Linked DNA regions of Homo sapiens: regions 1 and 2 are each linked to region 3. Evidence: chromatin contacts called from ENCODE Hi-C or POLR2A ChIA-PET data. All regions are on one chromosome and are shown on one strand. The core of a region is the stretch at or near the end of the contact, and the rest is flanking DNA. Distances in the headings are between cores, read along the strand shown. Region 1 overlaps ABCB11 (ATP binding cassette subfamily B member 11). Region 2 holds the start of PHOSPHO2-KLHL23 (PHOSPHO2-KLHL23 readthrough). Region 3 holds the start of LRP2 (LDL receptor related protein 2).

The links. Hi-C counts contacts between places; a loop is a spot of excess contacts on that map. ChIA-PET counts read pairs that join two places held with the same protein, here RNA polymerase II (POLR2A). Pooled maps may share reads with other maps.
Region 1: a map of CD4-positive, alpha-beta memory T cell shows a loop between it and region 3 (6-fold over the local background). The contact joins the enhancer-like site here to the promoter of LRP2 in region 3. A Hi-C loop is called at or near these places in 1 of 168 maps with a recorded cell type or tissue (CD4-positive, alpha-beta memory T cell) and 9 of 50 pooled maps. POLR2A ChIA-PET finds 5 or more read pairs at or near these places in 1 of 52 experiments (WTC11).
Region 2: a loop to region 3 is called in a map of naive thymus-derived CD4-positive, alpha-beta T cell, with 5 times the contacts of the local background. The contact joins the promoter of PHOSPHO2-KLHL23 here to the promoter of LRP2 in region 3. A Hi-C loop is called at or near these places in 1 of 168 maps with a recorded cell type or tissue (naive thymus-derived CD4-positive, alpha-beta T cell) and 10 of 50 pooled maps. POLR2A ChIA-PET finds 5 or more read pairs at or near these places in 2 of 52 experiments (H1 and Panc1).

Annotation. Positions count from the first base shown.
Region 1 is chr2:168,963,106-168,966,672 of GRCh38, reverse strand. ABCB11 (ATP binding cassette subfamily B member 11) reads left to right here. Exons shown (of 28, transcript NM_003742.4): 18 at 2,365-2,467. Among named protein-coding and RNA genes, the nearest start is that of G6PC2, 64 kb to the right of the region's middle. Within about 2 kb of position 2,177, at least 4 of the 41 ENCODE cell types and tissues checked have a DNase peak (open chromatin) inside an H3K27ac peak, as active enhancers do.
Region 2 is chr2:169,692,524-169,696,442 of GRCh38, reverse strand. It overlaps PHOSPHO2-KLHL23 (PHOSPHO2-KLHL23 readthrough), which reads right to left and starts at 1,974. Exons shown (of 5, transcript NR_144936.2): 1 at 1,821-1,974; 2 at 1,196-1,228. CFAP210 (cilia and flagella associated protein 210) reads left to right here and starts at 2,038. Exons shown (of 9, transcript NM_001085447.2): 1 at 2,038-2,182. The coding sequence starts at 2,116. PHOSPHO2 (phosphatase, orphan 2) reads right to left here and starts at 1,974. Exons shown (of 4, transcript NM_001008489.4): 1 at 1,821-1,974; 2 at 1,196-1,228. RefSeq lists a silencer at 1,666-1,945 and an enhancer at 2,076-2,255.
Region 3 is chr2:169,361,227-169,364,720 of GRCh38, reverse strand. It overlaps LRP2 (LDL receptor related protein 2), which reads left to right and starts at 2,187. Exons shown (of 79, transcript NM_004525.3): 1 at 2,187-2,400. The coding sequence starts at 2,322. RefSeq lists enhancers at 1,069-1,702, 1,703-2,336.

The DNA.
Region 1 (3,567 bases), core at 928-3,427, 400 kb after region 3:
TCAGCAATATATTTTAAATTCAAGAACAATTTAATACATAACAGCCACAAATTTCCTAAATAATAATGTTGAGAAAGATAGTATTTAGTCCCCCAAGTTAGTTGTTTTTATTTGCAGTGAGAAGTGGTACACAGCTTCAGAGAAGGGGAGAGACAGATGTTGTCAGTTTCTGAAAAGGGATGGTGTTTCTAGTGGATGAGAGAGGTAAACCTGCCTAGCACATGCACTGCCCATGGCCTCATGACAGCCTAGGCTAGACAGCTCGAATGATCTGGAGAATGGTGAAAGAGAGAGACTTAAAAAATATAAAGTAGATATCCAAGGGGCCAAGGACATAGGTCTTCCCATACTCAGAACTGGAAGGTAGTCAGTCATATGTTGATGGCCTCTCCTGCTCCACAAACTCCTACCTTGGCATCCATTGCTCTGCATTTGCTTTTTAGGTCCTTGACCTTAAGTCTCCTCCTATCAAGCACCTTGTTCTCACCAGCTGACACAAGCCTATTCTGCACACCTTCTGGAGAAGACATCCTGACCTCTGTTACCTAACTGGGAGAAATGACTTCATTGCTGTGTAGTTTCAGGCTAGGTGGGAGGGAGTCTCTGGAGGTGTCCCAGAAGTTTGGTGGCAGGGAGTAGCGTTGAGGAGTGGTTTAATGCCTGGTCATAATGAGTCTTGGCAAGAGTCTGAATGTGCAAGAGCAAGGAAGAGGGAGGGCTTGAGGAAACTGCATGGTGTTGAACCTGGGTGACTAAGAGGATGGAAGTGCCATTAACAGAAAATGGGAACAAATTGGAGCAACTCAGTTGATACATTACTGCCTTCTCTGGAAGGCTAGATGAGCATATAGTAGGCAGGCACCACCTTGATATTTGTTTTGGTGAAATTTCACTTGGATGCAAAATGGTAGAGAAAGATATGTGAATGGATTCATCTAGATGGCACTAAAACAGTTGATGCAGGTCTCCTCATCACTCACATCTCTCTCTTTACACCATTTACTTCAGGTGATTCTTTCTAAAACACAGTCTTCAGCATTGCCTCTTAACCATTAAGACTGTTTACAAATGACTGAAAACCTAACCCAACTTGGATTTACCTTTAGAGAGACAGAATCAGCTCATATAACTAAATATTCCAAAGATGCTTTGGCTTCAGGCAAGGCTAGAGCTTCAGTGATATGTCCAAGCTAGAAAATAGTTTCTCTCTCTTCCTTTCTCAGCTCTACTATTTCACTGTTGGCTTCATTTTTCAGAAAGCTTCTTTTTTTGAAGGTCTCAACATAATTGTCAACAGCTCCCAGCACTAAATACTTTAAGATTAACCTAGAGGAGAATGGGGGCCTCCTTCCCAGGAGTCTGGGGGAGGGAAGAGGAGGGTGGAGTCTGAACCAATCACTTCCCATGCTTGTCATGTACTCAGTATATTCAGCAAGCAACCCTGTCCTCCCCTGTCTCCATGCTTATGTTTATACATTCTCTCAGTCAGAAATGCTCTTTTCTATAGTCTACAAATCCCCATATCCTACCTTAGCCATCTCATCCATGAATCTTGCCTTGGTAACACCTGCCATACATTTCTTTTTCCTTTGACTTTCCATACTCTTTATTCAAACCTGCCTAATAGCACTTACCACATTCTTCTTTACCTTAGGGTGTGGTACAGGCCTCTTCTATAAGGTTTAAATTTTTTGAAGGAGAAATCTGTTATTGGCTAGTCTTTGTGTCCCCAACATCACCTGGCATTGGTTTGTAAGTTGTAGATGCCCAATAAGCTTCTGTTGAATTAATGAATAAATGAATGAACACATTGAGCTAAATTATATTTCAACAAGATACTCATTCATGCATGTCTGAATGCAGGGTAGTATATAGCCTGGAGAAAATCTCATCAGAGGCCCTATTTCCTCATATCATTTGTAACCATGCTAAAGTGAACACATCAGGTATGAGAGAAAGATATCAAGACCACAATCTAAGCCAGAAGGAAAGTAAAGGAAATAGACTGTTGCCAAGGCAGCAATTAGCAGAACCATGTGGGTTTGGAAAGTATTTGAGCCTTAGGTGGTTTTTTGATGAACTGGTAGGACAGCTTTGCTCCCTTTCTCTTTCTCCCTCCCTGACTACACTCTGAATCTGGGTCCAACACTTGCAAGAGTTTAGGGCCCAGAGCAATCAACCTGATTAGCTCTGCCCTAAGATTAGCTCTGTCAAACCTAACCTGCAAGCTCCCTTTCCTGGTTACCATGTGACCTACCAAACATTTCTATTTATTTGACATATGAAATGTAAACTTGGACACCAGTTGATCCTGCTCCAATCTGGCCACAGTCTACACTGTTTCATCTTTCTGTTTATTTACAGGGCTTCCATCCGGCAACGCTCCAAGTCTCAGCTTTCTTACCTGGTGCACGAACCTCCATTAGCTGTTGTAGATCATAAGTCTACCTATGAAGAAGATAGAAAGGTCAGGCACCAACTGCTTATGGGGGGGAATGGAAGAAGTCTCTCCTGGGGACTGTTGGGTACCCTTTAAGCCTGAGAATATGAGTTTTCTAGGTATATATCTAGCAGTGTTTCAAGTCAGACTAAAAGACAGAGCATTAAGACCTAATGAAAACTCTAAGTTTTACACAATATTTTTAATGCAGATTAGTTAATTGATTATTTTTAAGAATACAAGGTAATGAAAACTGGACTTCGGAGGGTTAATTGTCTTAGACAAACTATTCTAACAAACACAGAATGTGTGAATTCTAGATATTTAGCAGATTATTTGCTCATATGTAGAAATCCTTTTATAAAAGTTGTTAAGAATACCTGAAAGCTTTTTTCTCAAATTTTAAAATTTCTTTCTTAAATTACAATAATTTTGGCAAAAATACCTTGATCAACAAAAGTGTTTGAATAGGCTAGCCCTTATTACAAGTTATCAAAATATTTGAATTAATGGAGGCCAATTAGGTTTCACAGACATTTGTTGATTTCATACAATTTTTATAATGGTTTTAAGATACATTTAAAATAATACTATCAATTTTAACATAATTCAAGGTAGCATAAAATTAAAGAGCTAGGAAAGCAAACAACATGTATAGCAATACACAATTTCTTCCTAAGGATGCAGGTGTCCTGCTGTTGTAGACATTGTCTAATTTTCACATAAACAGACCACCCATTCTCCTCCAAGCCTTTCCTCATTACTGCACGTTACATGTCAGCCCTGATACTTTTACGTTCATTCCCCTACCACCCTTCGTTAGAAAATTTTCATGGCAATTTTCTTATTGAGCCTTAATCAAAGTCATGTTGACTTATCCCCTTTCTAAATTATAAGCCTCTGAAAGTTAGTGATACACCTTATTTGTGTTTGAATCAACTTGGTTACCTAACCCAGTGCCTTGCACTTAGTAAGGCATCAGGAGATTTTAAAAATTAGAATGAAAACATGAATTTCTACAATAAAATAAAACCCCAACTGCAAGATTTATCAAAGCAAATAAGTCAGAGAATTTTTAAATTACAAGCACATCCATTATGCATGATATAATTTCAAATTGTCTTAAA
Region 2 (3,919 bases), core at 725-3,224, 330 kb before region 3:
GCAAGTCACAAAATAGTGTGTACAGTATAATCCTGTTTTTGTTTTAGAAAATGTTTACATGTGCAGTGGGATGGTTATGGTTGGTTCAACCGTAGTTCACACTTTTTCTACATCAATTTTGTAATAAAATTTTTTTCTTCTCAGAATAATTTAAACTCTGTTTCAGATCAGAGTGCATATGCTACCTTATTAAATTCACAACAAAGAAATAAAAGAGTGGTGGGTATAGGACAAATAACTCTAGATTGACTTGGTTGTGACAATCCACAGGTTGGAGCTGGAATCTCGAGTCTGAAGTCAAATTATATCTGACCACCATGTCAAATTGGCAAGTAACTGACATCAAATCATGAGATTCAATACTTTTGTAACCAATTTTGTTAAAATTCCAGAAAATTGTTGTTGGGAGACAATTTTCCCTGCGTCTCTGGTGGTTCTGCATGTCTTACTGACTGCCCTTTCCTCTAGACTATTGTCTCAAGGATGTTTGTACACTGGACAGCCTTGAGAAACATGCTTATTTGTCCAAATGATAAAGATCTGGGTTCCCTAAGCTCAGGGCTCCTTTCCTGTAATTCGACACACACTACATCTAGGTGACTTCTTGCCCACTTTGCATTATCCTGTGGGAACTGGGGCTTTAGGGAACTCAGGCGAAATTGCTGATTTACTGGCTACTGCTGGGAGTAATTCATTCCTGAAATGAATAGTCTTGTGTCTTCCATGAAACTGCCAGGCTAAGTTAGCCTGCAAACAGGGTAAAAATCTCTGTTCCTTCCCAGTTCTTGAAACTTTTTTTTTTTTTGAGACGGAGTCTCGCTCTGTCGCCCAGGCTGGAGTGCAGTGGCACGATGGTCGGCTCACTGCAAGCTCCGCCTCCCAGGTTCACGCCATTCTCCTGCCTCAGCCTCCAGAGTACCTGGAACTACAGGCGCCCGCCACCACGCCTGGCTAATTTTTTTGTATTTTTGCTAGAGACAGGGTTTCACCGTGTTAGCCAGGATGGTCTCGATCTCCTGACCTCGTGATCCGCCCGCCTCGGCCTCCCAAAGTGCTGGGATTACAGGCGTGAGCCACCGCGCCTGGCCCCCAGTTCTTGACACTTTTTAAGGTATAGTTCCAAAAACCTACCAGCGCTGTATGTGCACAAACTAATTTCTGTCTTCAAATATTTTCTTAATTATTCCATACTTACCAGCATTATTACGTGGAACATCTGATAGAAAACCTAAAGAAAAATAGCACGACTATGTGTTAGAACATTCGTTATTAAAAATCTTTTTGTTCTTTCATTTTGAGAGACTCCAATTTGGTGCATTATGTGTACACGTCAGAGCCAACTTGTTAGTAATGAAGTTATCTGTACATCAATGTGTTAGAAAAGCATCTTTTGAAACCAAACGCGCAGCTACTCCTAACAGATTTCTGTGGTCATGTATTTACCAAGAAATTTAAAATATCTCAAAGGTCCTAACGTAAATATTCTAAGCATATCATTACGTTTTAACATTCCTATTTTTAAAAAACTTGGCCCCATCTAGTCCTGACCATGCCTCAGAAACCAAAGGATTAAAAAAACAGCGTTTATGTCAGCGAATCCGCGGGTTTTTATAGTTAAGGGAGGGCTTTGCTCCTCACACTCCACCCGCGAGGAGATCTGCGGACGCACACACCACGCCTAGGCCTCGCGCGCTCACACACCTGCCGGCTCCACCCCGAGGGTAGGCATCGGACCCAATCGGGGGTCGTCCCCCATGGGGAGCGCGCAGGTGGGGATGGGAGTAGCAGGCAGGGCGGGGGCCCACGGGCTTCTCACTGACCCAGTCCCGCCGTCGGCAGCCGCCCCGGCGCCCGTGACGCTCCTGCGGGTTCAGTCCTTTGGCCTCGCCCCACGCCTGCCCTCTCGGCAGCCCCACTCACAAGCCCAGCTCGCAAGCGCAGGCGCCTCTCTTCTCTAGCCCGACCGCCAACTGCAGCACCTCCCTTGTTCCTCGGCTACGGCTGGCGTCACTTCCGGCGGCGTTGCCAAGCAACCGCGTGGTACGAGTAACAACTCCACCGGCTGGCGTCCGCGGCGCTTGGCGCCACAGTCACTTTTCCAGATCTAGGAGCATCATGGACACCTCGTCAGAGATGCTGGTACGGTTTGGACGGCGCTGTGGACGGGCGAAGGAAAGTACAGGTGAGCTAAACTGACCTATCCAGGGACAGGGATTGTTTCTGGACCCCCGGCATGGAGTGAGAGGCGAGGATGCCGAATGAGGGCTTCAGTTGCCTTTTGAAATGGACTCCACCAGGTCGAAAGCATCCTCAATAAGCATCTTTGGGCTCTGTGTGAAGTTAGGCCGTCTTGCCCTCAGGTGAATGGGTGAAGGAGGGAAACGGGGAGTGGAAGTGGGTGGGAGAATGTTTACAGAAATAGGGGTGGAGAAAAGATAGGAAATCAGAGACCCCCACCCCCAGCCCCAGCTGACCTAAAACTGCGCAGTTGCAGCTCTGAGAGTCTGGGTTTTGTTAAATTTCCCGCACGCTTAAAGTTTGTTATTCACTGATTGAATTGGAATATCTCTTGGAAATATAAGTCACCTCTTTAGAGGCTTGGCTCTTCTGCAAACCTGCTGATTGGTCTTTACTAAAAGTCTCTGAAGGAAATATCTCCATTTCCTCCTCTCTAAAGTAAATATAAGGTCTCTCTCTAAGTCAAATGCTTTTAGAGAGTTAAAAAAAAATCGTGTGACATAAAGTACTGTAATTCAGGTGACCTGTTATAACAATTTGATTTTGGAATAGAAATAGACTTCTAAAGAACTCTATCAATTCTAGCTACAACAGTTTCTTACGTCTGTAAATTAGCAATTAATGTTGTCATGGTGACAACTAGAACTTTGGCAATTTGAAGTATCTTCATGTCATTGCCCGAGCTTCTGTAGCAATAGTGCCCCCTGCACCAGATGCAGAGTGACAGCCAGTCATTCTTCACTAGTGGATATTTATGCAGTGGAGGTTTTATGAGGTTAGCAGCGGACTTTTGCCATGTAAAAGGAAAGAAACAGTACCAACATGGCCAGTTTTGGAAAAGCACAATTAGTCCCACACATTCACTTTCCTGCATATGCATTTCTGCACTACCTGGTTTAGATTTACCTAATAGTTGTTAAATAATGTTTTGTGGCAACTAGCTCAAAAGCTTCCACCTGAGCCTCACTGCTAAATTTTAATCTCCATTTTTAGGGGAAGGCTAAGTTGGAGAGAGGTTCAGAGATGTGTGCAGCTATTAGTAAAATAAATAATTTATAAAGATTTAGTGGGATGACATCAGCCAGAATGGTGAAATAGGATCTATGCCTGAAATCCTCTCCTCCATAAAATCAACAAGAACAGTGGCAAAAATCATCAATATCGACTTTTTCAGAACTCTGGAAATTAACCAAAGGCTTGCAACAATTTGTAGAGTGTTTACTAAAGAAAAACAGCTGGATTTTTGTAACAACAGCAAGGTTTTTGGCATTTTAACTTGCCATAGTCCTATACTTTTCTCCCAGCCCCGTGTCAGCCTAGATAACCACAGTAATCACAGTGAAAAATAGTGACTTAGCAACTGGTAGAGGGGACAAAACAGAATTTGACCCACTCCAAAGCCAGACAACTGTTATTATTCGACATGTTTGATAGTTCCTTGGAAAATCTCACTCATGAGGCTTATTGTTATTTAGTCTGACTTCAAACTCACCAAGTATGTTTGTCAAATGTTCAGTGGCAATTTTAAATATCACAGCTATCAGAGGCATGTGTGGGAACTTAATCCCCAATGTAAAAATGTTGGAAGGTAGGGACTAATGAGAGGTGATAGGCCATGAGGGCAGAGTAAAGGGATTAATGCCATTATCTGGGGAATGGGTTCATTATAAAAGTGGGAAAG
Region 3 (3,494 bases), core at 938-3,437:
AACTCTTCAGTACAGAAAGGAATGTTTGGAGCCCTGGCTGCTACAGTGAAAGGGCACACACACACACACACACACACACACACACACACACACACACACACACACACACACACGCTCGCGCCTGCGCGCCCACGGGCGCACTGGAGGGAGCCCAGCCCCTCCCGCACTCGCGCTCCTCCCTCCCGCCAGCCGGCGGCCGCTCTTTGTAAGTCGGAGGTGCGGGGACGCTCATTGACTATGCAGCGCGGCCCCAGCGGGCGTCGGACCGGCTTGACCCCGGCGCGGTCTCGTACCATCGCCTCGGCCGCCCGGAACCGGCATAAATCACCCGCGAAGACTGGAGTGCAGCATCAAGCCCCCTCGCCGCCTCCCTCCTCCCGCTCCGGTCCGGTCGCCCCCTCCCTCCCCAGACCCCGGCTCTCCTGTCCCCAGTCCTGTCTCCTCCGCGCCGCACAGCGCCCAACACTATGCAGGGAGGCAAATAGAGAACCAGTGACTTTGGCCAGAGCACAGACCTCTGGATTTCCCAATCCAGGAATCTCTCCCACTCTTTCCCACAACGCTGCCCGCTCCACCTTTTTTTCTTTAAGCCTAAGTTTTCTCTTTTTGTGTCTATTTATCTCTTTTTGTCTTTCCAAAGTAACACCTATCCTTTCCCTCCCCTAGCCCCCACACCTAAAGCTGCGCCTACCACTGCAGCCCACGGAAGCTACGCGATCCGGACTGTTGGGGTCAGCAGAGCCCCGGACGACCTGTGCCCCGGGGAAAGGGGCTGGCAGTAATTGGCAGGTTCTCGCCCCTGGGGAAGGGAGGCAGCGGGAACCTGTCCAGCGACCACGTGCGTTCAGGGCTGTCTCCTCCATGCGTCACGGCCCCTTCGCTGGAGGGAAAGGGCTCCTGACTTCTTGGACCAGGATCCGGAGCCTGGGACTAGCTGCCGCGCTGGTTCAGGGGCTGGAGCTGGAGATGATGGGATGGCCTCAGGCCCGCAAACAGCCCCTTCTCACACAGGGTTCCCACCACCGGGAAATAACTTGCATCAACCCTCCTTTTTTACCCCTCCCTGTGGGCTCTGATGTCACGTACAGGCTGAGGACGTGCGCTGAGGGCGGGTGTAAGGCCACTTGTGCTTTTGGCTTCCGGGCCCCTTGCCAGCCTGTCCAAAGCGGCCCCAAAGAAGGGAGGCTAGGGGTTCCCTGAACCTCTCGTGTTTCTCCTTCTTATAAAAGGGTACCGGAACCATGGAGAAGACGTTCGCTCTTTTTCAATTTTGCTTCAAAATGAGCAGACTTGTAAGAAGCACGATCTGGCCATGACACCTGTAGATGTGGTGCTGAATAATTGCTAAATAAGGATCCAACCTCCCCAACAAAGATCCACCTCCCTCTCTAATTTGTAAAAACACAAAGCACCCCATCTCAGCAGCCTGTATCCTATCAGGGGAAACCAAGATATCCGAAGGAGCCTAGAGAGATCAGGCCAGGAATGAAGGTCACAGATCTCCATCCAGCAGGCTCTTTACTCCTTCCCTTCCCTACCCCCGCCTCTTTCCCTTTCTTTCTCTTTCCTTCATTTTTACTTGTCTGGTTGTGCTTTCCTTTTCCATTTCTTATTTTTTCTTTCTCTTCTCTATTCTTGACTTTCCTCCTCGTCCATTTCTTTCCATTGCTCATTTAGTAAAACTGCGTCCGTGCAGATTTCCCCGTGAGCCGCCTCGCCGGCTTCTGTGCGGGGCAAACCCTGCGGAGAGGCGAGGGCAGCGCGTGTGCACGTGTGAGTGTGCCTGTGAGAGTGTGCGCACAGGAGTGTGCTCTTGTATGCACGCGTAAAGGGGACTGTGTATGTCGGCGTTGAAGTGTGACTGTGGAATGTGCGCGCGTGTGTGACTGGCGTGTATGAGTGAATCTGTGTCAGTTGGTGTGACACTTAGGAGTGCATGCGCCTGTATGAGTGCGTGTGTGAGTGTGCACACGCCTGTGTGAGTGTCCCTGTGTGAGCACGCGTGTGTTCGAGTGCCCACTCCTCCCCGCGCTGCAAAGTGCAGGGGGCGGGCCGGGCGGCAGGGGGCCTGCCCGCTGGATTCCCGCATGCTTGTTCCGGGGCGGTCGGGTCTAAAGGGCTTTATGCACTGTCTGGAGGGTGGGGACTGGCGCGGGTAGAAAACGGGATGCCTCGGGCGTGGGGGCAGGCTTTTGGCCACTAGGAGCTGGCGGAGGTGCAGACCTAAAGGAGCGTTCGCTAGCAGAGGCGCTGCCGGTGCGGTGTGCTACGCGCGCCCACCTCCCGGGGAAGGAACGGCGAGGCCGGGGACCGTCGCGGAGATGGATCGCGGGCCGGCAGCAGTGGCGTGCACGCTGCTCCTGGCTCTCGTCGCCTGCCTAGCGCCGGCCAGTGGCCAAGGTAAGAGCCCAGCCAGAGCCTCTCGTGGAGCCCCCACTTCCCCGGCTGTGGCAGGGTCGGGTCCGCGGGAGGCCGGAGGGGAGAGCGTCCGGGCAGGGGCTAGGGCCGGGCGGCGGCGCGGGAGCTGCTCCCGGTGGGGCGCTCAGGTTGCTTCGCGAAGCCGGAGCGGGAGCGCCCCTCTTCGCTCGCCAGGAACTGAGCGGCAGCAAACTTGAGAAAGCAGCCCCGCCAGTTTCGGTGACAGCGCACCCCACGGAGACCCTGTCTTTGTTCCCACGGGCGTTGGTCCGATGCTCCTGGAAAGCACTTTGCGGGAGAACGAGGTTCTCCGCCGTTTGCAGCCTGCCCTCCCTAGCGGAGTTCTCTGCTGGGCGGCGCGGTCCCGGGCTCTGCTCAGAGCGCAGCTTTCCACCTGCAGCGCCCCTCCCGGGATCCCTTCGCGCGCCCAGGGCCGCGGGCCAGAGCACTCCTCCCACCACCGGCGAAACTTGGTCCCGCGGTGACCCCCAGAGACCGCTCTCACCATACAGATCATTTACGAGCCAAGATAAGGCCGGGAGGTGGGATTGGCCGAGAGAGTGGCTGAGGGACTGGAGTCTTTTCTTGAAGTTTTCCTTTCCAGCTGGGAGCTGGGGGCTTTTGTGTTGATGAATGGGGCCCGTCTGCATGGCCAGAGTTTTGGGGATCGAATGCAGAAAGTTTCTAGTATGAAGTGCTTTAAACTTCTCTCAAGTTGTCCGATAGTTTATGTTTTAACAGAAACAGAGAAGAGGGAAAGAGAGGGAGAAAGAAGCGGAGAGAATAAAACTAGTAAGAAGGGAAGAGGAGAGAGCGTAAGAGAAGCAAATAGGAATAAGGAAAGAAGGAGGGAAGAGAACGACTGGGGCGGGAGAAGAGAGAGAGAGAGGAGAGAGAGGAGAGAGACAGAGAGAGAGAGAGAGAGGGAGAGAGAGAGAGAGAGAGAGAGAGACAGAGAGAGACAGAGAGAGACAGAGAGAGACAGAGAGACAGAGACCCGGCCGAGGATGAATGGGAAGGGCGAGGAGGAGGCTGGAACCGGCGAGCTCTCCCCCTGGCTTTGCGTTGCTAGGTAG